6 separate regions of the Mus musculus genome follow, and regions 1, 3, 4, 5 and 6 are each linked to region 2. A link is a loop called in an ENCODE intact Hi-C map of the cell type or tissue named here. Cell type or tissue: left cerebral cortex. All regions are shown on one strand.

What was found. Hi-C counts contacts between places; a loop is a spot of excess contacts. Peaks named below come from ENCODE experiments on the same cell type or tissue, not always from the same donor. Only the 100,000 strongest peaks of a DNase experiment are listed, where the experiment ranks them.
Region 1: it touches region 2 in a loop (4-fold over the local background); 2 of 42 quality-filtered maps call a loop at or near these places.
Region 3: a loop joins it to region 2, with 10 times the contacts of the local background. A loop is called at or near these places in 34 of 42 quality-filtered maps.
Region 4: a loop joins it to region 2, with 6 times the contacts of the local background. A loop is called at or near these places in 9 of 42 quality-filtered maps.
Region 5: a loop joins it to region 2, with 4 times the contacts of the local background. A loop is called at or near these places in 3 of 42 quality-filtered maps.
Region 6: it touches region 2 in a loop (5-fold over the local background); 3 of 42 quality-filtered maps call a loop at or near these places.

Annotation. Positions count from the first base shown.
Region 1 is chr16:28,336,220-28,341,219 of GRCm38, forward strand. All of the region lies in intron 3 of Fgf12 (fibroblast growth factor 12), which reads right to left. Among named protein-coding and RNA genes, the nearest start is that of Gm52250, 100 kb to the left of the region's middle. In left cerebral cortex, a CTCF peak has its summit at 1,908 (motif pointing right); DNase peaks (open chromatin) are centred at 690, 1,090 and 1,865; H3K27ac peaks cover 476 bases.
Region 2 is chr16:28,488,549-28,493,548 of GRCm38, forward strand. It overlaps a transcript of Fgf12 not described here. Among named protein-coding and RNA genes, the nearest start is that of Fgf12, 45 kb to the left of the region's middle. In left cerebral cortex, a CTCF peak has its summit at 2,183 (motif pointing left); DNase peaks (open chromatin) are centred at 2,170 and 3,350; H3K27ac peaks cover 673 bases.
Region 3 is chr16:27,466,551-27,471,550 of GRCm38, forward strand. It overlaps Gm32356 (a long non-coding RNA gene), which reads left to right and starts at 834. Exons shown (of 3, transcript XR_384790.3): 1 at 834-1,222. In left cerebral cortex, a CTCF peak has its summit at 2,426 (motif pointing right); DNase peaks (open chromatin) are centred at 1,079, 2,385 and 4,523.
Region 4 is chr16:28,138,969-28,143,968 of GRCm38, forward strand. No RefSeq gene overlaps it. Among named protein-coding and RNA genes, the nearest start is that of Gm52250, 97 kb to the right of the region's middle. In left cerebral cortex, a CTCF peak has its summit at 2,217 (motif pointing right); no DNase peak of the experiment used is centred here.
Region 5 is chr16:27,514,850-27,519,849 of GRCm38, forward strand. No RefSeq gene overlaps it. Among named protein-coding and RNA genes, the nearest start is that of Gm32356, 50 kb to the left of the region's middle. In left cerebral cortex, no CTCF peak of the experiment used is centred here; no DNase peak of the experiment used is centred here.
Region 6 is chr16:27,524,667-27,529,666 of GRCm38, forward strand. No RefSeq gene overlaps it. Among named protein-coding and RNA genes, the nearest start is that of Gm32356, 60 kb to the left of the region's middle. In left cerebral cortex, a CTCF peak has its summit at 2,181; a DNase peak (open chromatin) is centred at 2,227.

The DNA.
Region 1 (5,000 bases), 150 kb before region 2:
AATTTAATGTGTATAAGTAATGTATAATTCTTGTATCAAGGTTTTATACTTCCTTAGGGAATGTCATGGGAAATTGATGTTTTGCAACTTTAAAAGCAAGGAATTTTACAGTCTACACTTAATATTTCAGAAGAAAATAAAAGGAAATATTGAGCATGTGTAGTCTAATCCTCTTATCTCATTTCAGTGATGTTATCGTTCTTGAACACCTTGTAGCCCAAACCCAGAGAATCCAGGCTTACAAATACATTTACACAAAGAATAAAATTGAAGTGATCAGCAGAATGCCCCTAAATGGGATACCCTGCCCACTTCCAAACAGCTTTGTGTAAGTTTATTATCCAGATTTCTTTGGGCACAGCAATGATACTGCTAGCATTTTCCTGTGTTCAATGGCATATTTCCTATATCCAGGCCACAAATACTATCAAGAAAAAGTGTTAGTCTCAAAGAATAGGTCTGACTGCTTTATTATTTTAAAAAAATCAAAAAAGTAACACAATCAAGAAAAGGTACTAGACTCAAAGAATAGGTATAACTGCTTTAATATTTTCAAAAAATCAAAAAGAGAGATTTGACTAGAATTCTTCACACTCTGAGTCACAGCTCTGGAAGAGGGTTGATTCATTCACTAGCCTAAAAATATGTTATAAACCAAAGTGTTAAAAGGGAGTAGCCATATTTAGATTGCCACACTGGTGCAGATGTAATACTTTGACGAGAGAATCACATATTCTGGAGCAGTTGGAATTCAAAGGCCACACTCTGTGCTATTCAGTGCCAATTGTTTGATTAGCATCACAAGTAATACTGCAATATAATTATTTTTAATTGACAATTCACATATTTACAGAAAAGGCTATATAGGTATTCCTGGAGTACTTTACTACAGCAAGGAGTTAATACATCTAGTAAGGCATTAGCAAATGGCATCTTTATAAATATATTTTACTGAAATAGTCCACAGCATAATGGTATCTAGTGCTTGAGTAATGAAATAGAAATTAAAAGCTTCAAGCAACACATGGTTTTGATAAGACAAAAAAAAATGACAGAAGCCAGTGTTTTGAGAAGACAGAAATAGAATCCTTAGCATTGCTGAAATGAACAGTGTTGCTTTGACATGGCTCACTGTCGCATCTTTGGGAGCTGAGAGTGAATCACACTGCTTATTTGCACTGGTCACATAAAGCTCACTTCTTTGTCACAGAGTGTTAGACATGTAAGAGACACAGATTTTCCACACATTCTCAACAACAGTAGAATTCTAACTTTTCAGGGAATCTATACTTTAGAGAACAAAAAAGGAGGAGGAAGAAGAGGAAGAAGAAAAAAATAAGAGTACAGTTGTTAAGTTTGATCACTATTGTGTAAGTTTAACACATTGCTGGACACAAAATATGGCCAGCTCTCAGACATAACATCATCAATAAAGAATCAAAGTTCTCCTAGCTTAATTTCATCCTTCATTCATTTGTGGAATTCTCTTTACAAGGCACTGATTTTTTTAGAAAGAAGAAAGCAAATATCTGTATCTTGCATAGTTTATAATGAACTAAAAACAGGTAAATAAGAACTGAAAATGAGGTAGACAGAGAGGTTCAATGACAAAGAGGACCCAAGGAAGACACAAATTGGGAGCATTTGAAATGGGACAATATGGAAGCTTAGTGCAGTGGAAACTACCTGGAGGATAGCCTTAGCAAAGATACCTGGTAATAAAAGATACAGAGCCTGAATCATCCATTTTCTGGAACAAGGTAAGGCTTCCAGTGGTGGGACTGGGACACTAACCCAACCACTAAACCTTCAATCTGCAACCTGTCCTATCTACAAGATGTGCTTGGGTGCTCAGAGCTTACTGGTGTGGCCTCCCAATGACTGATCTAACTAGAGACCTACACCACAAGAGGGAGCCAATGCCTGGCACTGTTTGGGTGGAAGGCCAGGATCCAGAAAATGGGTGGCCCAGAGACTTAGAATCTGTGTCTAGTCCAATCATCATCGATAAGGCTTCTTCCAGCAGCCAATGAGAGCACACACAGAGGTACACACCTAAAAATTAATGGAGATTGGGCAAATATTAAGTGGAGCTTAGGCAATTCTGTGAGATAGGAGGAGGAAGAATCATAGGAGCCAAAGGGGTAGAGGGCACCAGAAGAACACAGCCCACAGAAACAACTAAGTAGTGTTTGTAGGGCTCAAAGAAACAGAAACAGCAATAACAGAGTCTGTGTGGGTCTGCACTAGGTCCTCTGTACATACATGGGCGTTGTTTAGATTGGAGCTTTTGTAAGACTCTTAACAGTGGGACTAGGGGTGTCTCTGACTCTTTTTAGCAACCTTTGGGACCTTTTTGTTCCCAGATGAGTTGCCTCATCCAGGCTTGATACAAGAAGGTCTGTTCCTAGTCTTATTGCATCTTATTATGCCATGTTCTGTGTATAGCCCAGAGAGGCCCACTCTTTTCTGAAGAGAAACAGAGAAGCAGTGGATCTGATGGAGAAAGCAGATTTGGGGGAAGACTGAGGGGAATGTAAGGAAGGGAAGCTGCCATCAGGATGTATGGGAGAAAAATAAAAGCTAGATGATAGATAGATGATAGATAGATAGATAGATAGATAGATAGATAGATAGATAGATGGATAGATAGAATAAATCTCAAAAAGGAAAAAGAAAGAAGACAGATGGCTTATTTGTTAAAAGCACTGGTTGCTCTAGCAGAGAATTGATTCCCAATACCCACATAACCACCTGGAAGTCCAGTTTCAGAAGATCAGATAGATTAGATATAGATAGATAGGTAGATAGATAGATAGATAGATAGATAGATAGATAGATAGATAGATAGATAGATAGATAGATGATTGAAAGTGGTTAAATACTATAAAGGGATGGGAGCATGTAAGTAGTTTTTGTTGAGTGAGAATTCAGAACATTTCCCCAAAGAGGCAAGCTTCATTTGATTTGCATGAACATGACCTTGACAAGGACAATAGCTGAGGGAAAGTGCCAGAGATTGAGTGATGGCCAAGATGTAGGACAGCTCTCCTCTTCTCACCAATTTGCACTAATCTCTGTTGCTGGAATAGTATCACTTTGACTACATCCTGCTGATTCAAAGTCCATTCCCCTACTGAAATTCTGGATGACAAAAGCTTGCGATTATCATACAGATTGGTTGTATGTAAATCTGTGCTTCTGCAGCAGTTACAGACACAGCTTAATCATGGTTTTGGATACAGCTTATTCGTCCATATGTTTTAAATATCCCTGAGCTTGTTTCCTCTCCCAATAGTGGATTCACAAAGTGGAAAAGTTTAAGTTTCTCTTAGAGTAAAGCTGAAACATTGGCCACACTACATCATAAATACTTATCCATGAACATATTAACTCTATGGGAATACTTGAAATACACACCTTTGAGGGTAGAGGGATAGGAAAAGTAAAAACAGGCTCTTTGAGATGGGGGCATGTTGTTCCCAAAAGATATTCTGATGATTAAAAGTGGGAAGGAAAGGGGCTGGTATCTAAACAAAACGAATAGTTGAAGGAGAAAGACCCAGGAGCCCTATAAAACACCAAATCTAGAATCCCTGTCTAGCCTATTCCAGCCTTAGTCCCCTCCCACTCAGAAGGGATATTTGCCTTCTGTCTTCTGTCTATCTGATTCCATTCCAGAAAAGGAGCTCCATAGTCCCCTGGATAACCACCAGAACCCCCTCCACTGCAACCTTACCTAAACTTTCTTTTCTAGGCATTAAAAAAAGATAATGGGCAAGAGTGTAGTTCTTAAGGATGGCTTAACAGACCTGCCCCATTGAATCCTGCGGAGTCTAAACATCGCCTAGTGAGTTCATGATTTCCAGAGAGTGAAGGGATGACAGGCTCTAAAGGAAATGAGTGGACGTTACAGAAAGGTCCTCAATACAACCTGCAAGGAACAAAACCTAAGCCAGCAAGTAAGCGTAAACCTTCCAGCTCAAAGCCCAGCAGATTTTAATGAACATTTATTTCATTGAAAGCCTTTATCACAGAATCAGAATCACAAAACTACCCCAGTTGTTTTGTTCTTCTTTGTTCCACCACATGCTCGCTGCCCCGCCCATCCCATGGGGCCTCTGTTTCTCTATGGATTTGGTTCCTCACCTACACAATCCAGTAAGAACTTATGCAAAGCCTTAGGGAACACCAGCAGCTTCCCCAGCATTCTAGTGCTGGCTCAGGAAGCCCTGGCTGGCTGATAGTTCCCAGGAAAGAGAATCACTCTTTTTTGAGTATGGCAGATAGTTACTTGGAAAGTACTGTACCCAGGAGCAGCTGAAGACTAGGTGCCCTGGTGAGAATTATCATGCCCTTATCTAACAAAACAACCCTTCCCCAGGACTGGCCATCAGTTACTTCTCAAACTATATTGATTCATTTTAATGTCAGTAAATGCAAATGTAACTGATCTTTTAATGGATTTGGACATTAGATGAAACAGATCTTGACTGGGATTGTTCACTAATGCTGTTCTAAAGTTTATGAAGATAATTGTTTGGAAAGGATCTTAATGTTTTTGCTCAAAGGTAACCAACTGAATCACGAATAACCAGTCTGCTAACTTCCAACTATCTGAAGCAAGGCTCTGAAAGAGAGATAAAAAGAGTCAATTTTGGTCAAGGTAGGTCTTTCTGAAAGGAAGTCCTGAGAATTTTTCGAAAGCATGAATTGTATAATTTTCATGATAATTGATTCTAATTTCCTTCCCATACATATTTGTTTTATATATTAAATGTCGTTATTTTTGAAAGGAGAATTATAGATATTCCCAGACTGGTAAGGTGACTATGGTCTATAAATGGTAAGAATCTCTGAAGGTGGTCCAGAAATTGGATAATGTGGAGCACCAAATGCATTGGGTCCAAAAGAAATATCACAACCTATGATGATGACCCCTGAGATGCTCAAAGCTCGGGGAAATACAGGCAAAAATAAAGTACTTAGAGGAAAAGACA
Region 2 (5,000 bases):
AGATCATTAACATTATCAAAGAAAAGAGACCAGGTGCAGACTAGATGGAGATGCCAATGAGTTTAATTGGGTGCAATGTCTGAGGAGCTAGGAAGAAAATCATCAGAGCTTGCCCAGTAAACACAGATAAACCCCTTATCTAGTACAGAGCAGAGATGTTAGGGTTAGACTGATGGCTTTTCTTTGAAAGGGCAATAAATAATCTCAGGCTTCTCTAGTAATCAATTCAAAATAAACCCCCAGTCCACCCCAAATCGTTACATATAAATGCATTCTTTTATTTGGATGGTACCAATACAGTGGCTGCAGATCGCTCGCTGAATGACCCTTGCCTAAAATCCATCCTGATTCCGGAGAGAGGAGCCGAAGCCGCCTGCTTTCCATCTTTACCATAGGTGAGGCTTGCACGAGGCTGCAGGAGGAACATGATTCACAAAGTCTGGATCTCGGGCAGACTCCTCACAGATCGATGCAGACACCTGCGAGGAGAGCCATCTTCCCAGCAAGGCATGTAAACATCAGGTACTCAGGGATAACCTTGAGATCTCCCTGCTCTCGGTGAAGCCCTCGCCAAAACAGGATTCCAGACAGAACACATGGCAAAGGAGAGAGAAACCTTTGCATCTCACATGAAAACCATCCAGACATGCAGGGGACCCTATGCACAATACTTTATATAAAACATAAACACACATGTTATAGAAAGTCACATTTTAAAAGATTAAATGAATGATTTTGAATATCTTTTTAGTAACTATATTTTAGATTACTGGAGAGTGGGTGGGGTCAAAATGAAATAACATGATCACCCTGCATTAGAAGGCACAGTTAATCATTTTATTTTGGCTGAATCTTTTATATGAGACCTTGCCTGGCCCCTGAGTTTCAAATGTGTTCTTCCTATAATAAAGACAGAAAGCGGGTGGCTTCTGCTCCTCCATAGGAGGAGTTAACTCCCTGGGAGGAGGAGTTAAGCCTAGTAGAAAAACACAAATAAAAGAAGCCATTTCTAGATCAGACAAATCAGCTTTATGGTTTAGATTTTTGCTTCATATAAACCATTGATAGAACAATCTCCCAAGGGGATTCTGGATCCTCCTCACCAAGCCTTGTGTCTCAAGCCAGTAAGGAAATCGGCAGAAGGAATAGGGAAGATCTGCTGTCACAGCTGAGAGACACTGACGATGTGTGCACAAGGCCAGCACAAGCCAGGTGTTGGGTTCAGCCACAGAGATAAAGGAATACAAGCCTACTCTCAATGCAGGAACCAGAGAATCCCACAACTCTAAAAGTCCCAGCAATGCCTTATAAACTAAAAAGGCTGAATAAGCAGTGCCAAATGGACCCAAAGGCTGTATATATGCTAATTCTTATATATGCATAGATGTAACAATATTAACTAAAGAAAAAGAAGCCATGAATTTGAGAGGGAATGATGGGGCAAACAAGGAGACTTAGAGGGAGGAGAGAGGAGAAGGGTGTGAATACAGTATACGTAGAGGAAAACTTAGAAACTGTATGTATGAATGCTTTAAAAAAATCACAATTCAAAATAAATACAACTAGTAAGGGTATTCTGAATGCTAGGCATTCACATCATGTGTTGACTCTGAAGAAGTGTGACACTGGCCATCAGTCTGCAGCCTTGATTTCCAGGGACAACTTCTAAAACTACAGACTAGCATGTCGTAGCACATAACCTACTTTCTTCTCCAGTCTGACCTTGAGAACTGACATTGGGGAAAGTAAAATAACCCGTAGGTCAGTATCTGCCAGGATTCCCTCTTCTTCTCTTGGCTCCTGTTGTTTCCTGTTCCGTGGGTTCCTAGAAGGGTCATATGCTTTCTTTTCTAGACCTTTCTCTCTTTTTACCTTTTGTTTTTTTTCTCCTTGTCGGTGTGGAAGGCTGCTTTGTTTCTGCTTCTTCTATAGAGTCCATTGATCCTTACATTGTTTCTGGAACACGATAACGTGACCTTCAGCATTTAGACAAGCCAAAGCAACTTGGTAAAGAGCAAAGAATATTGTCATTCTGTGTTCTAAGAATAATTCAAACAAGGCCATTCCTTAAGGCTGACAGGATGACAGGAACTCCCTAGATTCTCTCTGCTTTGGATACCTTCTCAGCATCATTTCAGCACTGCTTGCTAAGAGACCGAAGATGGGGGAACGGTGCCACCTAATGGTCAGAAGTGGGAAAAGCCTCACTCTGTAGTGCCGACTTAGGTTTTTAACTCTCAAATCACGTTGAAGAGAATTGTGTTTTTAAACGGCTTGAACACCTTCCAGTCACTGAAGTGAAGCCTGATTTTATGAATTCCCCCATATTAGCACTTCTTTGAATAGTGGCAGAAATAGCAATGTGATGAATCTCTTCTCAGGTAAGATTTGTGGTGAAGGACAATCTTGTATTCTCCAGATAAAAGATTTGCAATTTCAAAGAGGTGGGGAGCACTAATTATGCATATTACATGAAAATTAAAATTTACATAGCACCTGAGCAATAAATTCCACCCATATTTTGAGGCAGAGAACTAATTGCTTCTTTTGCATTAAATCTTCCCTGGAAAAAGCTGTTTTTACATTGCAAAAGCGAGTCAGCTTTCCATATTTAACAGCAACAATTGTCAGAGCAGCAGTTTATGGGTCATTTGCATTGAAATCACCTATAGTTTTACATTTTCTTAAAGTACACCTTCTTGAACCCCACATGAGATCAACGGAATCAAAATTTCTGGGTCTGGAACTCAGGTGTGGACAGTTGCAGTTGTCACTTCTGGGGACCCTCCTCCATAGGGTGTGTCCATTTCCCTCTGCACATGATGCAGAAATAAAACGTTGTAGCAGGAGATTGCCCTTTATCCCGCCAGGTTTCCTAGTCCAGCTTCCTATATACAGTCAGTACTGCTTCCCGGAACTTTTCTCAGACAGACCCTTTCCCTGAGTCCTTCGCCCCCATCATCATATTGTCACACAAAAATTATATTCTCCTTTCCACTTCAGCTCATCAGATACAGCTCAGCTGTGTTTTCATTGAGAAGTCTGGGGAGGGCAGGCTCTTGTGCCTCTCTTTGTGGCTTTCCCACTACACTTTTAGGGTCTCTTGCACATAGTAGAATTTACAGAGTTCACTCTCAAACTCATGGATTTCAGCTCTACAATCTCCTAGTTTAGAATTAGCTTAGTCAAACTAACCTTTAAGGAAGCCACTAGAAAACTAACTTCTCGCCCAGCCTGAAAGAAAACTAACCACTTGCAGAAGAGAGCCACCCTTCTTCACTCCACAGTCCAAATGCTGTGGTGGCAGTTGCCCAGAAATAACGACAATCGTGCTGCAAGACTTGGCTCTCTGCAGTGCCCCAGGAATTCTGAGCAACAAAGAAGACAGCCTCCGTCCCACAGACCGGCAATTGTGTCATTAAACAAATTGCTCTGTAACGTCAAAAGAGGCACTCTTTTTGACAGCCAAGTGATATAATTTGTCTTCAGTCCAGACACTGGAGGCATCTGTCTGGAATTTGTGCATGTCATTTGATGTTGCAAGTTTATCTGTGGAAAAGTGAAACCACAGCCAGACGGTGGGGGCAAGGCACAAACCTTAGGTGACTACTTAAAAATTCATCGTTTTGACCTTTTAATATAAATGTATAGAAATTGCACTGCTTACCAGAAAAGAAAGGAAGAAAGGAAGGAAGGAAGGAAGGAAGGAAGGAAGGAAGGAAGGAAGGAAGGAAGGAAGGAAGGAAAAGAAAGAAAGGAGGGAGGGAGGGAGGAAGGAAGGGTACTGGCTAGTTTTGTGTCAACTTGACACAGCTGGAGTTATCACAGAGAAAGGAGCTTCAGTTGAGGAAATGCCTCTATGAGATCCAACTGTAAGGCATTTTCTCAATTAGTGATCAAGGGGGAAAGGCCCCTTGTGGGTGGGACCATCTCTGGGCTGGTAGTCTTGGTTCTATAAGAGAGCAGGCTGAGCAAGCCCGGGGAAGCAAGCCAGTAAAGAACATCCCTCCATGGCCTCTGCATCAGTTCCTGCTTTCTGACCTGCTTGAGTTCCAGTCCTGACTTCCTTTGCTGATGAACAGCAGTATGGAAGTGTAAGCTGAATAAACCCTTTCCTCCCCAACTTGCTTCTTGGTCATGATGTTTGTGCAGGAATAGAAACCCTGACTAAGACAGGAAGGAAGGAAGGAAGGAAGGAAGGAAGGAAGGAAGGAAGGAAGGAAGGAAGGCAGGCAGGCAGGCAGGCAGGCAGGCAGGCAGGCAGCAGACAGACAGACAGACAGACAGACAGACAGACAGAAAGAAAGAAAGAAAGAAAGAAAGAAAGAAAGAAAGAAAGAAAGAAAGAAAGAGAGAAAGAAAAAGGAGAGAGAGAAAGGAAGGAAGGAAAGAAGGAAGGAGAGAGGAAGGAAGGAAGGAAGGAAGGAAGGAAGGAAGGAAAGAAGGAAGGGAGGATCACTGAAGGTGGCTCATTTCGCTTTATCTGACCATTTTCAACACTGCTGTCTCCTGGAACTGCTAAATAATGCTAACTGAGTGTCAGCTCATGGGGCGATACAGGGCTAAAGGGCTACTGACATGAGTGATCTTGTACAATTCAGTGATGGTGTCAACAAACACACTGTTGTTTATCTGCCTCACAGCATGCTGAAGCAGAGGAAAGAGCTGAGGCAGCAGTGTTATCCGTCATCCCTTCATTTCTACCTCTCCCTTATCATGTTCTCAGTCAAGTCCTTTAACATTCGTACTCCCAGTAAAGGTGACTCACATGGCTGATCTTATGTCAATCTGAGTTGAGAAATGTGGAAGTGGGTATACCAGCGTGGATTTACTGAGGAGGTAGGGAAGACCTGCTCTGGATGCAGAGCACCTAGTGTCAGAGGCTAAGGGTACTGCTGGAAGAAACAGAGAGAGCAAGCTCCATGTAGGAAGGTACTTCTGTTTCCTTCTGGCTGCAGTGATGCCAACTGGTGACTTTCCAAGCGTCCGGTCACCATGGA
Region 3 (5,000 bases), 1.0 Mb before region 2:
GCAGCAGGGGCATATCTCCATCAAAATGGATTCACCAGTATCCTGGTACACCTGCGCAGCTCTCAAGATGTTTGTGGCTTATATGAGGAAGTCAGGTGCAAGTCATACGATTTAGCTGCAGTCCCTGGCGCCTTTGGGACTGCCGCCACACCCGCTCCTCACAGCCATCTGGTTGTTTCTGGTGTTGGCTGGCCTGGTAGTCCCTGGGAGTCACAGGCCTCTGGGACTGGTGGTCCTGGGTGGCAGCAGGTCTCCTGGGAAGTGGGCAGAACTGTGGGGTGGGGAGTGGAGTGAAGATCTGACATTACAGGTAGAGGTGTGGCCTGGATGGTGGAGCTCAAAATGGTTGGGCAGACCTCATGGCTGCTGGGTTTGCCTGGGGTCCAGCAAGTGGGGCAAATACTGACTTTTTAAACAATGCCATTTTGTGGATTTAAGATGCAATTGAAATTAAATGTATGAAAATGGCACATAAGTGACAATAGAATGATGTTAAATTATACAAAAGTAATTATACTACTGAAGATTTTCCCTTTTTAAGTAACTAAGTAGTTTGTGAAATCATAGATACATGTCAAAACCCCAGTGTTAGGCCCTATATTTCCAGGAGGAACAAGCTTTCAGGGGTGTTTTTATGTTGCTTATCTAAGAACACATTTTTAGGAGAAAAAAAGGTTTCTTCACTATCTTGAAAGAATTTAAAAGTACTATTAAGCTTTTATACAGTTTTGCATAATTATCATTAATTTCAACAACAAAGAGAAAACGAGAGAATACAAAATATCCAAGAATCTGGTTACAAACTTTTAGTGAGACAGCACACTTTCAAGTACAAAGCATATGAAGCAGATTTACATTGTTCAGCTAGGGATAAAGGGACAACAGAAGGCAAAGATTCCCTTCAAGCCAATCCCAGCTTGCTCAGGATAACTGCCAGAGTAGGGGAGGTTTCATCTGCAAATGCCACCCACGCCCTGCAGTCAAGAGTCCCTGAAAGTCAACCTGCCCAGAGTGCTACAATCCAGATGTGCCTATTTAACCACTGTGTTGACACTGTCTTGTTTGCAGAAGACAATAACAGAGCTCAGGATTTCCCATGAATTCCCTTCCCATCTCCAGCTGATTTAAAAGAGCTATTTTCAGGCTTTCCTGAGAAGCACAAAAGAGAAGAGTGAAAGAGTTGGACCAGAACGGCTATCCAGAGAATTCTCTTGCCTAGCAAGTAAGTAGTGGGGGAAAGAATGCAGTATGATGTCTGGAAGAAACACAGAAGAGTCGGCCAAAGGGAGGAGCAGGGTTTAAATGATGGAACTAAAGACGTTTGAGGAGCTATTCTAAATGTTTTGGTGTTCAGCATTCCTATTGAAAGAGACAAGACTATCTGCGTGCTAAAGTCCAGCTGCCTCTTTATAAGAACTACTTGAAGTATACAGTACAGAGAAAGTGAAAGTCATATTTGAAAATTTTTATATAAACTAGCCAAAATGTGGTATACACTCTCTCTCTCTCTCTCTCTCTCTCTCTCTCTCTCTCTTTCTCTCTCTCTCACACACACACACGTTTTTCAGTATCTTGAAAGAATGAAAAGTACTATTGTATTCTGATATAGGGTTCTTCATAATTACCATTAATTACAATAACAAAGAGAACATGAGAGAATACAAAATGACCAAGAATCTGGCTACCCCCACCCCATACATACACACATGTAGAGGAATGAGCTGTGAAGGTTAAGAAAATCTCACCAGGATTTTTTGACTGAGTGGGAAAATGCACTTTCCTTCCGCTCAAAGCTATTTGTCCAGGCTGCATATCTGACAGACAGCCACCCACCACTCTGATGTGCTCATTCCAAACCCCCCCTTTCCAAACTTCAGACTCCCTTGTAAGAATACCAAGAGTCACTGACCATCTACCAAAAGCTTCGGGGCTGGCCATGGGAACTCTGTTTTCAAGCTGTTGTTCAGCAGAGTTCAAGAGACTCCAAAATAGTATAGGCTATTGCCATTGTCCTTGGTTTCCTCCCTGGACTTCAAAGTAGAATGGCATTGCTGAAAGCATCATGCACTTCATACACAGGGCTTCAAAGATTTGGTATGGCCTAAGTTGCACCCATTGGAGCCTCCTTGAAGATTAGCTCTCCTTACCAGGAGCTATGTATCCAAAGGTGCTATGCAAGTTTCCACAGTCAATAGTTTTACATCTGTGAAGCCTAGGAACTACAAGTACCGCTCTCATATCTCAGGCTGGCTTCGAACTCAGTATGTAGATAATGTTTGCTATATATGCCGCCTAATCCTCTTGTATGTACCTCTTATGTGCTGAGATTACAGGTGTGCACCACCAGGCCTAGCTGTAGTTACTTACAAACTTTTGGGCTGTTAAGGTCTGTTTGTGTGCTATTCTTCAGGATTGCCAGCAGAGGGCGCTCAGAGATGGCAAGACAGTCGTATCCATACCTGCTAAAGCCAATAAACTGATTTTGCTGAAAAAAAAAAATTATAGGAAAAAGTTCATGTGTTTACAAAGTGCTAGTTTACCTACAAAAGCATCAAATGCTTATGATAAAAATAACTTTAGAATATTAATAAGTATAACAAAAACTAATTACAGTAGCACTTATCCTCTGAAACACAGTTAAAAGCTTCACTATATTTTATTGCAAACTCTGTTCCATAATTACATAAAGTTATGATTACAATAAGAGATTTGGAGTGTAGGGGAGTTACACATGTTTAATCGATGTTGGTAATGACCAACAAGAAAGGGAAAAGCTTAAAGCACATGGAAAATGTGTTAACAATAGAAAAATTCCTGGTGAAAAGAACTAAAGATGCATAGAATGACAGGGGCATATATTCATCTGTAGATAGAAAAAAAGAATCAGCTGCAGGTAAAGTCATGTGCAGCACAGGGATGAAGAAGGCAGAGTGTGCATTCCTTGAAAGCGTCTGTAAGGCAGAGAAAATTTCCAATACTGAGAATAAAGGGGACATTTTGGGAAATTAAGGAAAATGACACAAGGGGGCAAGTTAAAGTCTAAACTAAGCTGGTGGCACTTGGGAGCTCTTGGAAAATGGTGGAGGTCTGGAAACATGGCCTAAGAGAATGATGGAGGGCCTGGACTAGGAATTGCTGAGCCCTGTGGATCTAGAGAGCAGCTGGGATCGGATTCCATGCGTTTATGGTGGTGGCATCAATCGTCATAGCTGCTTGGTTTCAGCAGCTGTATCAGCAATTAATATTCAGAAGTAGAAACAAGTGGATCATGATGACCCATCACCGAGGTTGAGGTGGAATTGAGCATCAGGGAGGCGAAGGACCAGATATGGGGAAAGAAATTACGAAGAAGCACCATGGATGGAGTGGGTAGGGAAAGAAGTAACATTGTCAGAGACAGGAGCCTATGGTAATATATCATTGCATATATCAGGAAGCTTGGAGGATGAAAGATTTTGGTTCCCAAATGGATACTTATATATGGAATGAGTTTGAAGGAAAAGGAATAATAACTACAGAGGAGAAAGATAACCAAGGTGAGGGTTCACATAGCCCAAGGCTGCTAAGAGTACCATTTCTATAAGCACTGAGGTCTGGAACATGGAAAGAGGCACAGTCACAAAAGTTTGTATTAATATAGGAGAATTGGTCTAGGGGAAGCAATGATTTTTTTTTTTTTTTTTTTTTTTGGTGATGGTCTTTCAGGATATCCTGGGGCAATTTGTGTAAATTTCTAGGCCTACTACTTGGGACTGAAAAGGGGCCATTAAAGAAAAATGAGGATAGTGTCAGGTTATGAATTTTAACTGCTATCAAGCCAGGCACTGACTAGGATATAAGGACATCAGACAGATTTAGATTAGAGTTGAGTTGGTTGAATTGCATGTAAGCTCTAAGATTATTGCTATGGAAGCATACCCTGCAAAAACCAACCAAAAGAGAGCAGAGTTTCTTTGGCTCACAGTTTGAAGGTTTACTTCACAGGGCTAGGAAAGGAATGAGGGCAGAATGTGAGGCAGCTGGTCATGTGTTGACCTCCTGCTTCTCATCCTCCTGTCTCTCAGGACCTCAGCTATGAACCAGGACAGTTCAGCCTACATTCAAAGTGCTTCTTAGCTTAACTTTTTTTTTTTTTTTTGGAAACACCATCATAGATAAGCTCAGAGATGTGATCCCATAGTGATTATTATAATTTTGGTCAGATTGGTAATGGCAATTAACCATCACATAGTTTCCACTTTCATATATATACATATACATACACATATACATACACATACATATACACACAAATGAATAAAAATAGTAAATATTGCAGAAATCTACAGTGACATGTTTTAGGAAATTATTTAATAAATGATAGTTGCCATGATCAAAACAAGGATAAACAAAACCACCCATATGTTTGTTGATGAGCACTAGAGCATACCCTGGAGCCTAAATTAAGTTGCAAGCTAAGTAGGTGAAATGCACTTGGAAAAAATAAAATAGATTTGCCAGTGAAAAGAAGTGACTTTGCATGTTCTGAAGTGTGTGTGGGCGTTGAAGTGTTCCACTAATGGAAATACGAGGCATTCCCAGCAAACTTGAAGTAGACAGAGCTTTTTTTTTTTCCCTAAAAATGAAGAAGAATTATGGCAAAAAGAAAGTTCAGCGACATAAAAGGTAAATAAGACCAGCTTAAAATGGGCACTGTATTCATGCTGTGTGTGTCGGGGTGGGGGTTGGGGGGGGCATAAAACCAATCCATTAATCAGATAATGTCATAATGAGCATTGAAAGCTACCTACACACGAGGAAACAGGCTTCTTGGTAAATGGCAGATTTTTTTTTTTCTTCTCTTTCTCTGTACCCTCTTGCTGTATTTTAATTGGTATGCCTGGTGGTTATGATCTGTCACAATAAAGAGAGATTTTGCAGATATAGACTGGTCAGACTTCTTAATGTGACACCGGGGCAGAAGGGACAGAGGAAGAGCTGCATCTTGCAGTGGGAGTTCG
Region 4 (5,000 bases), 350 kb before region 2:
ACCATACATATACCCATCCACATCCACATTCCCAACTCCCACATATACATAATTAAAATCAATTTTTAAAAATAGTTAAAGAAATAGCATGAAATGTATTATATTCTGGTTTTGTCAACCAAGCTGGCCTACCTTCATGTTTTGCTATCTTACCTCAATAGTAGAAACTGATAAACATAAAAATGAAATGGTATGGAAAGTTAACTGATATAACTACATCTCCAACACAAACATTGCTCTTTCTGTGTGAAAATTTGGTACCTTTATTACTTGTCCTCTATATATTTTTGCTTAAAAGTCAGTGACTACACATACTTTAGAAAAGCTTTAACTATATTTAAAAACTATGTCGCAGGCCCTAAACATAAGAATGAAGTTTTTATTCAATAAATGATATGTAGAGAAATCTACCAACATGAGACTGGGCAAAGGTGCTCTTCTTGTGATTGGATAATGCATAATTATGTAGCTATCAGGCTGTTTCTTTAATAGCTTTAGCAGAGTGATCCCATCTCTATAGCTTTGACACGATTGCGGAGCATGTTATTTATTTATGGACTAGCAGTCATTGTGGCCTCGTTTACTCTAGGAAATGCTATGGATCTTGCTAGGAAAAGAGAACCAGCTATTCAATTCTAAGCATTTTGTATGGGTGGGCAGATTCTATATTTTATCTGAAGCACTAAGCTTTAACTGTAGCTTATAATGTGACACTCTTATTGCCTTTAAATCCACTTAGAGGTCTTTAGTTTTTGATAAATTTTAAATCCAAATTAGAGGGCTTAACAGAAACTCCCAATTAGCCATTCACAGCACCAGTTCTCTCTCTCTCTCTCTCTCTCTCTCTCTCTCTCTCTCTCTCTCTCTCTCTCTGTCTCTCTCTCTCTCTGTCTCTCTCTCTCTCTCTCTCTGTCTCTCTCTCTCTCTCTGTGTGTGTGTGTCTATGTTATATACCTTGGATGTATGCCGCAGAGTTCAGGGAAGGTTTGGTTTGCAGGTGTCCTGTAATGTCATTTGCCACTGTATTCCTTTTAGATGGGTTTTCTTAGTGAGCCTGGAGCAAAGCAGGAAGCCACCAAGATCAAACCATCTCCAGTCTCCATTCCCCACAGTTTGGGGTTACAAGTGTAATACCAGCCTCTTACACATGAACTGACTATTAGAATACAAGTCTCATCTTGTGTGGTAAGAACTATGAGCTACTGAGACATTTTCTCTCCTTCTGAATACTAGTTTAAAAAACCAAACAAAACAACAAACAATCAAAGCCCATCCCTCAACCAACCAACCAAAACCACCAATTCCTTAACCCGCGATGTTTTAAAACTCAGATAGTCATGCTTTATAATTATATAGCAGCTGGGTTAGATGGAGACATTTAATTTTCCCCTGAATCTAACAAGATTGGTGGAGTATTGAAATATTTTTCTTTATCTATATTCCTCTTGGGCTTTATATATGCATATATGCAGTGGAAGGGGTCTTTGAAGGGAAGAAAAGTGACTAGAAAGAAAAAGTAAAATAGTAATTAAAAACCATTGAATTTTAGGAATTTAAGAAACAGAAGGATTCATTCGATACACTTTATACTAAGTGCATTTATTTTCATGGAGCTGGCTAGGATAGAGAGGGAATATATTTAGGGATCCTGAAAAGTAGTAGCTCTGGATTCACTTATCATTAAGCCAGTGGTAGCTTTACTACATTTTCTTCTAGTATCTTCTAGTAATAGAGCAGTAGACAAAGGAGTTGATGGATTGCAGAAGAAATCCTCCAGGACCTGCTCAAGTAACAGGAAAGGAAACTCAGGTTATTTAGATAAATATAAAAAAATCAATATTGTATTTCTCTCTTGTTGTACCTCCCATTTCATAGCTAAACCCTAAATAACCTGGGGCGCTATAGTGTCTATAGACTGAAGAGTCTATGTTTTCACGCCCATCAATGACATTGTCTGATTCAGAAAGCAAGGTCATCTTTATATAGCATTGTTTGTTGCCCTACCTGGCCTTTTATTCGAACTCAATATAGACATACCTTAGAAGTGCTCTGAATTGCCACACGTCTAACTTCCCAGTGCAAGGCAATATGGAGGGTTCCAAAGGATCTGGAGCGCAAGCAAGGTGGAACTTGAAAAATCATTCTAAAGAAGTGGTTTATAAACTGGATTCTCTGTCCCACAGACTATGAACCAGTGCTAAGACCAAGACTAGCCACTAGGTGGCTCAGAGACTGACCACATTCAGAAGAGCCCCTCAAGGACTTCTGATGGATTTATAAACCCATTCATTTTATGTTGAAAACATCATAAATTGAAAAATACACATTAAACACCTAGCATACCAAGTGCCATTACTTAAAAACATAATTCATAAGTAGCATTGGTTATTTGTGTTTGACAGGAACATATCACTGGCTCAGGAAAAGGGTGAAATTTTTGATATACAGCATGCATATGCATGCATTCACACAATCATAAAGCTGAAAGTTTCTAAACGTAATCATTCATTATAAGTCAAGGATCATGTGCATTACTGTAACTGCCTTGACAACTATTCTGGTAAAGTGGCCACATTATAGGAAAGGCATTCGAAACTCCTGTGTGAACCCATCTAGTTGAATATTCATGGCATCAAAATATTAACCTTCTGTTTTATATTTAAAGATGATACAGAGATCCATAAGACCATGGGACATTCAAAATGTCCAGGATGCAGTAAGAAACCATGTGGTTTAGAAGTTGACTCCTGAAAACAAAGGGGCCATGGAAAGTGTGCTATAAAAACAGAAAACATAAATACCAAGTGGATAATCTGGAATTCTACTCACAAAAACTGTAACAAAATTCTCCCCTGAAAGAATTAAGAGCAAAATGGAGATGATGGAAGAAACAAGTGAATTTGAAGAATTCTTTGAAGAGCAAAGAATGATTCAATCTAAACAATGTGCTGATAACAATAGGGAAAGGACTCTTAGGGATCTGTAAGCTAACAATGGAAAAGTCCAGTGTGTAAGTCATGAGATTTCCAGGGAGAACAGTGCTAGGAAGCAAGGAACCAAAGAAAATGTATATAACAAGCCAAAGTTAGCCACACAAAAACATCTACAGACTCAAACTCTTGGTCAATGTCATGTATGATCCACATGGAGACACATGACAATCAGACTGTGAAAACTGTAAGAAAAAAAGAAATTTTAAAATATTATCATTTGAACGTGATATGTCCTCCTAAGTGTATGGGCTTGAACACTTGGTCCCCAGCTGGTGGGTATATTTGGGAGGCCTGTGAACCTTAGTAGATGGAGGCTTGGTGGGAAGTGTATGTCACTGGCAGCAAGCCCTGAGGCTCATATCCTAGTTCTGCTTTCTATTTACTCTTAGATTCCTGACTGTGGACATAATGTGACAAACCAGCTTCCTGCTGACACTTCTGTGCCTTTCTCTCTGGCTTTTATGCTCTTTCAATGATGATGGCATGAGCCCTTCAAAGTATGAGCCAGAATAAGCCCTTTCTTCCTTAGACTGGTTCTTGCCAGGTATTTGGTTGCAGAAGTTTGAAAGAAATAATCCAAATTCTGAAGGCACACAGAAAATAAGGATACAATCAGATAGCAACCACTGAGATTTAAATGGGGGGCATTTTTAAAGTGTTGCATAAAAAGCACTGCCATCCTGGCTAGCATATCTTCAGGACTGAAAGGAAACTAAAACAGTTTTGGATTAAAGGTAAAGGAAGAGAATCCATTGCTAGCCACCCTGCCCCACCCCTAGCATAACTGAAGAAAATTGTTTAGCCCCAAAAGAAATGAAACCAGAAGAAAAATCAGATTCTTCCAAAGTGAAGATCAGTGGAGTGGAAATGATCTGAGTAAATAGATTCCCTTCTTGAGTTTTTAAAACCAGGAGTGAATGCACAGAAGAGAAATTCAAACATCCATGAAACGCAATGTCCATAGATAATAGCAAGTGAGAGGCTCGGCAGGCCCACATAGTGGTAGGCTTTCTACTTTCAACCCCAGGTGGTAAAATATTAATTCTAAATAGACTGGAAATTAAATATGTATGTTGTCATCTCTAGATAAACTGTCAGGCAACCAAAAAGAAGTCAGGTAAGGGGAAATGGGGAAAGGTAGAAAGAACTAAGAGCAAAAAGAAAGAGAAACCAATAAATTAACAGTAAACAAATATAATCACACACAGAATTATTTAAATTGAAATTTTTACTCTTTTATTGAAAATAGACTTTTTCCCTCAATATAATATATCCTGATTGCAGTTTTCCCTCTACCTACTCCTCCCAGATATTCCCCTTCCATCTGGATCCACACAGGTTTTGTCTCTCCTTAGAAAACAAAGAGACCTACTTAAAATGGGGAACAAAATAATCACAGGAGGTAGAAGAGGGGGAGGGAAAATGGGGGTCAGATATGTGGAGGGGAGTACAGAGGTTCAGATAATTGATTGGAGGTGTGTAGCAGTGGGGAATGGGGAACTGGGGGATAGCCACTAGAAAGTGCCAGATGTCAGGAAAGAAAGAGGCTCCCAGGACCCAACAGGGATGGCATTAGCTGAAATACCAAACATTGGGGAGAGATATCCTGTAGAAACCATATCTAGAGGTTAGGCATGACCTCCAGTTGAGGGATGGGGCCACCCACCCATCTCAAAAGTATTAACACAGAAATGTTCCTGTCTAAAGGAAACACAGGGACAAAGAGTAGAGCAGAGACTGAAGGAAAGGCCATCCAGAGACTGCCTCACCAAGGGATCCATCCCATCTGCAGACACCAAAACCAAACACTATTGCTGATGTCATGAAGTGCTTGCTGACAGGACCTGGCCTCTCTAATGATAACTGTGGATGTGCCAATTTATGAGTAGAACAGCTGTCATTAGGAGTCATTTTATTGCTACTTTGTTTGAGCAAATAGCAGAATTGATTTTACACTAGGTCCCTGGGATATCTAGTTACAGGTCTTTGACCACCAAGCACTGTTGG
Region 5 (5,000 bases), 970 kb before region 2:
ATGCATGCTACTTAGCAAAAGCAACCTTATAACATGACTGTAAGCTTTAAGATGAGCAACGATCTTTTCTTCATGTTATCTATGTAAGACTTTTAAATTCAGTCACATTCCCAGGTAAGTCTGAATGAGGAGAAGACTGAGATGGAAGGAACACAGAGAAAGATGGCTCCCCTATCAGAACTTCAGCTCCTCTTTCAGAACTTTGAGGAAGGAGTATATCTCCAATGACACCTTGATTTTATCCCAGTGAGATTCAAATAGTCTTGCAATCTATGGATCTGGAAATGATATGTTTGTGCTCTTTCAAGTGATTGAGTTTTGTAGTAATTTGGTAACACATATTAAAAATAAATACAACATTCATATCACTTATATTGATATTTATTTTTCTATCACACTTACACAAAGAAGAATGAACCATGGATTATTCAAATCTTGTTGCTTTGGATGACAGAATGTGAGTGAAGAGGTGTACACCTGCAGAGTGTGAGTAGACATCAGAAGGCACCTATGTGGGGATTTGTTCCTGGTTTACCTTGGTGACCTGGGGGTGGAACTTAGTTAATAAGGCTTGAGCACTAGAAGGTTGACTGGCTGAGTCTTCTCATTGGCTCTAGTGTTTAAGGTTTTCCTCTATCGATCTAGCAGTGAAGCAGAGGAATTGCGTACTGTGCACATTGAACAGCAGAAAGCTGAAGCACAAAGAAGTTGTAAATGGAAGCTCACCGAAAAGCTAAAGAAAGGGGGAGTGGCTGTGAGAAAGAGCAGAGACACAAGATACCACGAGAGCAGCATCTGGAGTCTTAAACATAGAACTATACTTACGAGTATATAAAGTTTGAGCCAACAGATATGGGCTTACATTCACAGACACTGAAACTATAAACATAAAGTTCCTGAGGTCTCAAATTGTAGTCAGTGTAAAAGGTATAGCAAGCAAGTACCATTTCACTTAAGCTTGAGCACAATCAACTGATGGGCAAGCAGCCATTTTACAGGATAATGACTTTGAGGTGCAATGAGAAATACTTTCTGTTATGCAGTACATAAAACTACTTCTGTACTGCAACTTCAACTTTTTAAATAATGTTGCCTGCAAGGCAGGGATGTTAAATTAGAGGAATTCTAATTAGTGTTTCATTTTTGTTCATTAATCCAGTAAAATAGTTGGAACTGTGCGGAGATAGTTTGTGAATGTGTACATTTGTAAGAATGAAACTTTGAAAATATGTGTGCACAGCTTAAGAATCTAAAGAAATGCAGCAAAACAAAAACAGTCAATTCCTCTCTTCCCTTCTGTAGCATGTGAAAGGAGGAAAAAGGATTTGTAGAAGGTATCACTGCTCATGGCAGAGAATCTGTGTAAAGTTATTCATATGAAAGAAAGGGACGCTTTTCCAGAGGACAGGGTGATGACTATGTGTGACTATTGCTATAAAAATAAAATGTGATCTATTATTTAAAATAAAATATGAAGTACAAAGATTAAATACCACTTCACAGAAGTCAACTTGTTCTCAAGGGACTCACCTATTAGACAGTTTTGTGTTAATAAAATATATCTGTGTATTCAAAAGGAAGTTTATAGCCCACCTCACTGTCTTTCTAACCTCAGTGTTCTCCAAAGGTAGCTAGAAGTAGAATTAGTTGAAATTTCACTTATATATCCACTCACCTCTATCTCATAAGGACAAAAAAAATAAAGAAAGGAAGGAATTAAAGAATGAAAGGATGAAAAGAAGAAGGGAGGGAGGAAGAAAAGGAGAGAGGAAGGCAAGGAAAGAGGGAGGGAAGGAGAGAATGTATATAGTCAGTTGGCAAGGCTTGCCACATTTCAAATTCTCTGCTGCATTATTAAATTAGCTTTTGCTAATCATATAAAATGCATATGTCTGTATCACTGCCCTCTCCCATCCCTTTGCCTTCACAGAAGTTGTTCTCAAACATCAAATACAATGTCTAATGTGACCAAATCCTAGAATCCAGTGTTATTAATTAGCAGGGAACATTTTCCAGACCACTTCACTTCCTGAGAAATTGAGATCTATGTACCTGTGAAATTTCACTGCAAAAGTCAGGAGCAATGCTCAGAAAACACACCTTTCTCTTTGCCATGTAGTACTGTGCATGCAGCATCATGGTTTTTGTTTGTTTGTTTGCTTGCTTGCTTGCTTATTTGTGAAAATGCATAGTTGGATTAGTGGAAATAGTTATAAGTATGTGGTTGAATGGTGACATGATAAATTAATTGAGATGAATAAAAAATCAGCTTTAACTAACTCTCTTTATTTGGATCTCAGTTACTGTGCAGTTGGAATGTGAACTAAGGCTGAAATCATCTTGAGAACAACTGACTTTGGCAATTTTATGTGTGTGCAGCTCAATGCAAGGCACATATACCACAATATAGTGTATTGTATTGAAGTGACACAGGAACCAATCAACACTTAATACTCAAAATATCTATTGCCATTTGAACTATACTGAGTCAATAAATGGCTCTAGAGGACTCCTATGGGACAATAAAAATACAGCTGGTAATCAAAATATAGTTGGAAATGGAATATAAAAATGAGAAAATAACCACAAATAATACTGATGTACTTCATTTGAATATGTCATAGATAATTTACACAAAATTAAAATGTAATGCATTGTTTTTTCCTTCATGTAACACTCACTGTTTTGACAGCTCAATCTAATCTATCCTTGATGATACTTACTTGAAAATTGCTGATGGTGTCTGTGATGAAATTAGTCTCCATAAGGACTAAGACAGTATATTCCACGGCCAATGATCAAGGGGTCTATGAATCTTTGTCTCCTCTACTGTGTCAAAGGCTCCCTGGGAATCCATTCCTTTCATTTTAATGTTTCCTTGGCTCCTTATCATGTTCCAGGTCCCATTCTGATCTCCTCAAGCTAGCTCACTACACTTTGACTAAGCCTCATGATTATCAAAGGAGTAACCCATCCTTGTAAAGCAGTTATGGCTATTTCTCATTCGGTAAAGGTATACATACAAGAAAAGCATATATAACTAAAATACTCAATTTTCTCTGCTGTAGACTTACATCCTCTATAGACATAGATATACAAATTCTATGTTTGCTTTATAAATGTGAAATGTTACTAGTAAGTGAGTTTATTTTGAGTTAATGTAACCAAAAATATCTGGAAATTGTAAGTATAAATTTTAAAAATATCAAAATTTCAAGTCTTTAATATAACACTTAATTTTATGTGAAACTACCAATTGCTGTGTATAGTTGCAACCTGAGGGCTGGAGGCAGTGACATGTTGAAGTATCACAGCATTCCTGAACACTTATCAGTTAGCTCCATCACAAATTGCTATAAGTCTTCTCTGGGACTTTACATCCATGTTTTTTTCTATGGATAATGCACTTTCAAATTATGAATCTGGGCTTGGGGTATGGCTCAGTGGTACACAATGTTAGAATATTTGTATAGCATGTCTCAGGCACTGGGTTAGCACCACTAAAGGAAAAAAAAAGGAATGTCATAACAGGAGACTTTGTCCTGTCTGTGGCATAAATTGACTAGCTATTTTCTGTCTCACTTTCAAAACTTACAAGAGCAAAATATGATGATTGAATTGTCAGTGGTCCCCAAGATCCATTAAGGCTGATGACATTAAAGACTCAAGTATTCCACCTTACTAATCATTAGTGAATACCACTATCATAGTGTAGGAAACTTAACCAAAATTTGAGAAAAACTTTCCATAAAAGAATACTCTATATATTTCTGTTGATTTTGCCTATTATTGATTAAATTCAGGATCTCACATTTTTATTTAACATGTGTCTACTTGAAACAATTTGTTAATGTCTATTATTGAAATATTTACCTATGCATTCCAAAATGAGTCATGATTTTCCAATCTATGAAGTATGGCTTTGCCGTTAAATGGTCTAGAAATGCTCATGTGTATGGAATTTTTGCATTGTAACTGGAGTTTGACGATGAAACATCAGTGATTTTATGATGTGGTGATCGGCACAGGAAGTAGTGATTGCATTTTTATTCTAGTTTATTGAAACAGACACATTCATCTCTTCTTTTACGCTCCAAACGCTTTGTTGAATTCTGGGACATAGAACAATTGCCTTAAGATTCTGAGTCCATTAAGTAGAATGAAGCTAAAGAAATAAGCCAAGCTTATAGTTTTTCTTTTCAGCCAAATGCATTTCTCCTAAAAGTCAAATTTCTCATTATCAGTAGATAGTTGAAATGACTGTGAATTTCATTTGGATACTATTTTTTTCAATACATACTAATGTATCATAGAAGAATATACAGCATCTCTTTTTGCTTGATTATGAATTTGATGTGGAGGTTTAAAAGAGAATGAATTTTACTAGGATTTTATCTTGCTGACTTGCAGTTTATCTCATGGTGGAATAATAATCTAGGCATTATAAAGGATAGAGATGAAGGACTGTAGGCATTTTATTAAAACTAGAAATGTAGGAGACAACCTGACCAAATATATGAGCTCATCACACTGATATCTGTTTTGTACTGGAATTTCCTAACATTGATTAGAAAGTGAGGAATTTATAAAGCATTATTTCAGCAGCTTTTGCTATCAAACTTGGGGTCATGACATTTCCTCTAGTGAAATTTGAATATCCATTGTTAATATGCCAATAAAATGAGTCAAATGAGCCAAACTAATAGTGCAAAGCAGAGAAAGATTTTCCCAATACGGCCACAATGAGAAAGAGAACAAAGAGATGAAATATAATCAACTTGGGATAGACAAGTATCCAAGGAGGTACCTGAAGCCTTCAATTTGACTATCAATTTGATATTGAAACAATGAGCCACACCCCCCAAAATTGAATTTCCCCAGGGATCTCATGCTGGGAGAAGAAATGTTTAAGTTTTTTAATTGTATATACTCATACTCACTTTTTATGCTATGAAATTTTGTGAGTATTGATCAATGTATTCAATAATGTGATGGCTATC
Region 6 (5,000 bases), 960 kb before region 2:
TACCTGGGTTCTTGAGGATGGGAAGATGGACCATTCTATCAGGAATAGGATACAGAGTGTGCCTCAGCCGAGAAATGAGAGGCAATGTTGTAAGCCTAGTTAGAACCAAGGCTAAGATGTATGTTCTCTAATATCTGTATAGAAATCTCTGCTTGAGTATTATTTCTATACATGTTGCATGTTTACATGCATTTACTAAGTATGTTATTATATGCACATGACACACCTTTGAATTACATATGCTTGTGTATACATAATCATACATGTTTATTCTTCTACTATCAAATGTTGGAGAATAAAGAGCTACCCAGAGCATGGTTAAAAAAGAAGTGGCTGTATATCTTCTATAAAAACTTAACAATAGGAGCTTTATTTAGACAACTGAGGACAGCCGTAGTAAATAGGTTTTACTTAGAGCACTGTGGTTCTGTTCTTTCCATGTAAAGATTTGACCCAGGCTGATTTTTAGGTTGGAGGTAATTATATTTAGGAAACTGAAGGTCAGAAAATGGAAAGAGAGACAGATCAGTATTCCAGAATCCTAGGTGTTTGAAGAAAAATAGCCTGGAAAAATGTACATTGGGCAAAACTTCACCTAAATTTCACCAAAGTTATTCACTATGAACATATACAGAAGATTTGCATGTCATGAAAGGTGCACTTCATTGCATTTAAAAGACATGAATTGTCTTGCTTCGGGAAATGCTCAAGGGTTTTCCTGTTATGTCCTTGTCCTCTGTGACTGTACAATGCTTCCTCCACCTCTTCTGCAGGATTCCCAGAGCTTTGGCTAATGTTTGCCTGGGGATCCCTGCATCTTTTCTTTCACTTACTGGATGAAGCCTCTCTAATGATTATTCTAGGCTCCTATATACCAATGTAGCAGAATATTTTATTGCACCCCACCTTTGCCAGTACTATTAGGTTCTATACTAGGTATCAGCTAAACTGGACTCAGGGGCTCACAGAGGCTGAACCAACAATCAAGAAACCTGTCTCTTACCTAGGCCCTATGCATATATATTATGGTAGTGTAGGTTGGTCTTTTTGTGAGAATCTTAACAGTGGGAACTGAGGCTGTCTTTGATTCTTTTGCCTTCTTTGGGGACCCTTTACCTCCCACTAGGCTGCCTCTTCCAGCCTTAATATGAGGGGAGGTGCCAATTCTTATTGCATCTTGATATGCCATATTTGGTTGGTAACCCTGGGAGACTTGATCTCTTCTGTAGAGAAATGGAGGAAAATTGGATTATGGGGTAGGGGAGGACTAGAAGGAGAGGAGGTGGGGGAAACTGCAATTGGGATGATATATATATATATATATATATATGAGAGAGAGAGAGAGAGAAGAAAAAATGCTCAAGCCGACTTAGGTATAGGTTTTCAAGTATTGAGGAAAGTGGGGTCTGTTATATCTGACTACTTTTGGTTAGTTATTTCAAGCATATTGTTGTCAATATAGACTTACTCAGTAGTTATTCAGCAAATATTCATTGATTATTTATTATGGGCTAGGTATCATCTTAAGAGAGTATTGTGATGATTAGGGGGTCACTAAGACATACAAGTACTTCAAAAGGCAGCCAAAGTTTTGTCAGCCACCCCTCCACCCTATCTCTCTCTCTTATGAAAGAAGGTATCATGTTGTCTAGGATGGCCTCCACCTTCCAAGTGCTGACACTACCTTTGTATGGGCAGTTTATGTAGAGCTGATAACTGAACCCAGAGCCTCCATCACAGTAGGAGAGCACCCTATCAGCTCCTCTACCTCCCAAGCCTTGTTAGCATTTTTGTAATTGCTGTGCTATGAAGTATTCCTTCTCTTGACAGTCCCAGACCATCCCCTTATCCAGAGTAGGACATTGGATGGTAAATCTACTTATACTAAGGAGACTGAAAAACTGAGCAGTCTGAGAACAGCAGTAGGTCCAGTGGTATTGTATTACAGGGGATGGGTTAGAAGAATCAAATACCAGTGATTCTGGAGACCAACTTATTCAATTGGTGACTTCAGGCCTTTATTGCTTACTCTGTGACTGTATGTCTCCTACTATTATCTATAAGTTAGCTGAAATGCAGAACAGGAAAATATGAATGATTACAGATGTCTTTTTGTTGTTGTTCCAGACTCCTTCCAAGACTTGCTCTTTACTCAATACTGTTTTCAAAAGCCAGCTTCTCAATCATTCACTAGATGGTGCTATAAACGAACATTCCCATCCAGAGTGATGGCCTAGAAGGTTTGGGTTTATTAGAATGGTGTGGAGAAAGAGGAACACTCCTCCATTGTTGATGGGTTTGCAAGCTGGTACAACCACTCTGGAAATCAGTCTGGTAGCTCTTTAGAAAATTGGACATAGTATTACCTGAGGACCCAGCTATATGACTCCTAGGCAGATACCCAAAAGATGCTCCAACATATAACAAGGACACATACTCCACTATGTTCATAGCAGCCTTTTTAAATAATATCCAGAAGGTGGAAAGAACCCAGATGTACTTCAACAGAGGAATGGATACAGAAAATGTGATACATTTACACAATGAAGTACAACTCAGCTATTAAAAACAATGACTCCGTTAAATTCTTAGACCAATGGATGGAACTAGAAAATATCATCCTGAGTGAGGTAACTTCATCACAAAAGAACACACATGGTATGCATTCACTGATAAGTGGATATTAGCCCCCAAACTCCGAATAACAAAGATACAATTCTCAGACCACATGAAGCTCAAGAAGAAGGAATACCAATGTGTGGATGTTTCCGTCTTTCTAAGAAGGGGGTAACAGTATATTCTCGGGAGCAAATATGGAGACAAAGTGTGGATTAGAGACTGAAGGAAAGGCCATTCAAAGACTACCCCACCTGGGGATCCATCTCATACAGTCACCAAACGCAGTCACTCTTGTGAATGGCAAGATGTGCATGCTGACAGGAGCCTGATATAGCTGCCTCCTGAGAGGCTCTGCCAGAGCCTGACCTATACAGAGGCAAATACTCACAGCCAACCATTGAACTGATCATAAGGTCCCCAGTGGAGGAATTAGAGAAAGAACTGAAGGAGCTGAAAGGGTTCACAACCCCATAGGAAGAACAACAATATCAACCAACCAGAGCTCCCAGGGTCTAAACCAACAACCAAGGAGTACACGTAGAGGGATCCATGGCTCCAGCTGCATATGTAGCAGAAGATGGCCTTGTTGAGCATTAATGAGAGAAGCCACCCTTGGTCCCATGAAGGCTCAATGCCCCAGTGCAAGAAGGTTGGGGTCTGTTTAAAAGTAACTGGGAATTTATCCTGTCTTGTTCTTTGTTTTGTGATTTCTGAACTATTATTACTTAAGGATTTTCTCATCAGTTATTATTGGCCATGAGCAGATACACATGTATTATCTAGAGGAAATTGTAATACCTACTTTGCAGTCAGAATGAAGTTAAATCCTTCCTATAGATTACTGGGTATCCTGACGTGACTTTCTAGGTATGATCCCCAGGAACACTGTGGTGTGCTGAAATAGGATAATGGCAAATCCTTACTGTATCTCATTCATCAGTACTAAGTCTAGCTTCATTTATATTTTCTTTTCTTCTTTTAATATTACTTAGATGTTCATAATTTATAGATTTGTAAAATCTATAGTAACCTATAAACTAGAATCATAAAATTGGGGATTAATGAGGTACCTTGGGAACTTACACTTAATTATAATTAAATTTTCAGTAGAATATTTATATATGTCTCTATTCATGATAGTTTAATTATTTTATACAGAATTTAAGCACCCCTTTCAGAAATCATGTTTATTTTAATTATTTGTGAGAAAATCAGTTAGTACCTGCAGTCATAAGCATGATATCAGGGCTAGATATCTGCAATTAATGAGATATGTATAACACCAATGCTTTTTTTCTCCATCTTTCCATTTTTAATTTTGTTTATATTTCTTGAAATGCTATGTAGGCATGGAAGGTCTTTCCTGTTTTTCACAGTGGCTGGGAGTGCAGCTAAGCATTTTCATTATACTTCTGTGTTAAAACTCTTGCTGCTCTAACATGCCTGGTGCTGCGTGCTGTGTGGTGTTCAGTGGCTTTGTGCTCAGGGGCACAGAGGTTGACTTGATGAACTGGGTCACCACAGAAGCCTTCTATGTCCTTCTTTCTCAACTGGGAGTCTGCTGTCATCAATAGGATGTCAAAAGTCACCTCCTTGCCCTTTGTAGTCAGAAGGAGCACATGTTGGGTTTACACATGTTTTCTGCAAAGGCCTAGACCAAGGCCATCCACATCATCTCAGATGTCAGCATGTATCGTGTATCTCATCAAGACTGCTAGTGTTCAACAGGCCAGGCACAGAAGAGCTAGGTTTTCTTAAGGGGCTGGCTACCAGGAGTTTGACTATACTCCAGTGAATATATGAGCAACACAAAAAATATATGGGTTTTGTGTGTGTGTGTGTGTGTGTGGGGGGGGGTGATGCAAAGGTTGGGGAAGCAGGTCTGGGAGGACTTGGAAGTAAGTATGCTCCATCTTCATGAAATGAATTTCTCACATAATCAATAAAATATTATGAAATATATTATGAAAAAATAAAGAAAAGAAATGAGGTATAGCTGGGTGGTAGAGCTGTACACATTTAACCCCAACACTCGGGAGGCAGAGGCAGGTGGATTTCTGAGTTTGAGGCCAGCCTCCTCTACAGGGTGAGTCCCAGGATGGCCAGGGATACACAGAAAAACCCTGTTCCAAACAACAGCAGGAGCAGCAGTAACAGCAATAGCAACAGCAAGAACAATAGCAATAAAAAGAAAACAAAACAAATTAAATGGGGAGGAAAAATAAAAGGAATATAATGGGTTGTCCCTTATTTTTATCTTCTTCTCCTCATCAGTGTCTTCTTCATCATCAGTTATTTGCTCATGGTTCTTATCACAGAATGATTAAAACCATTACAATGTGTTACAAGATAAGAATTTTCCTAACATCTTTTCCACTTCA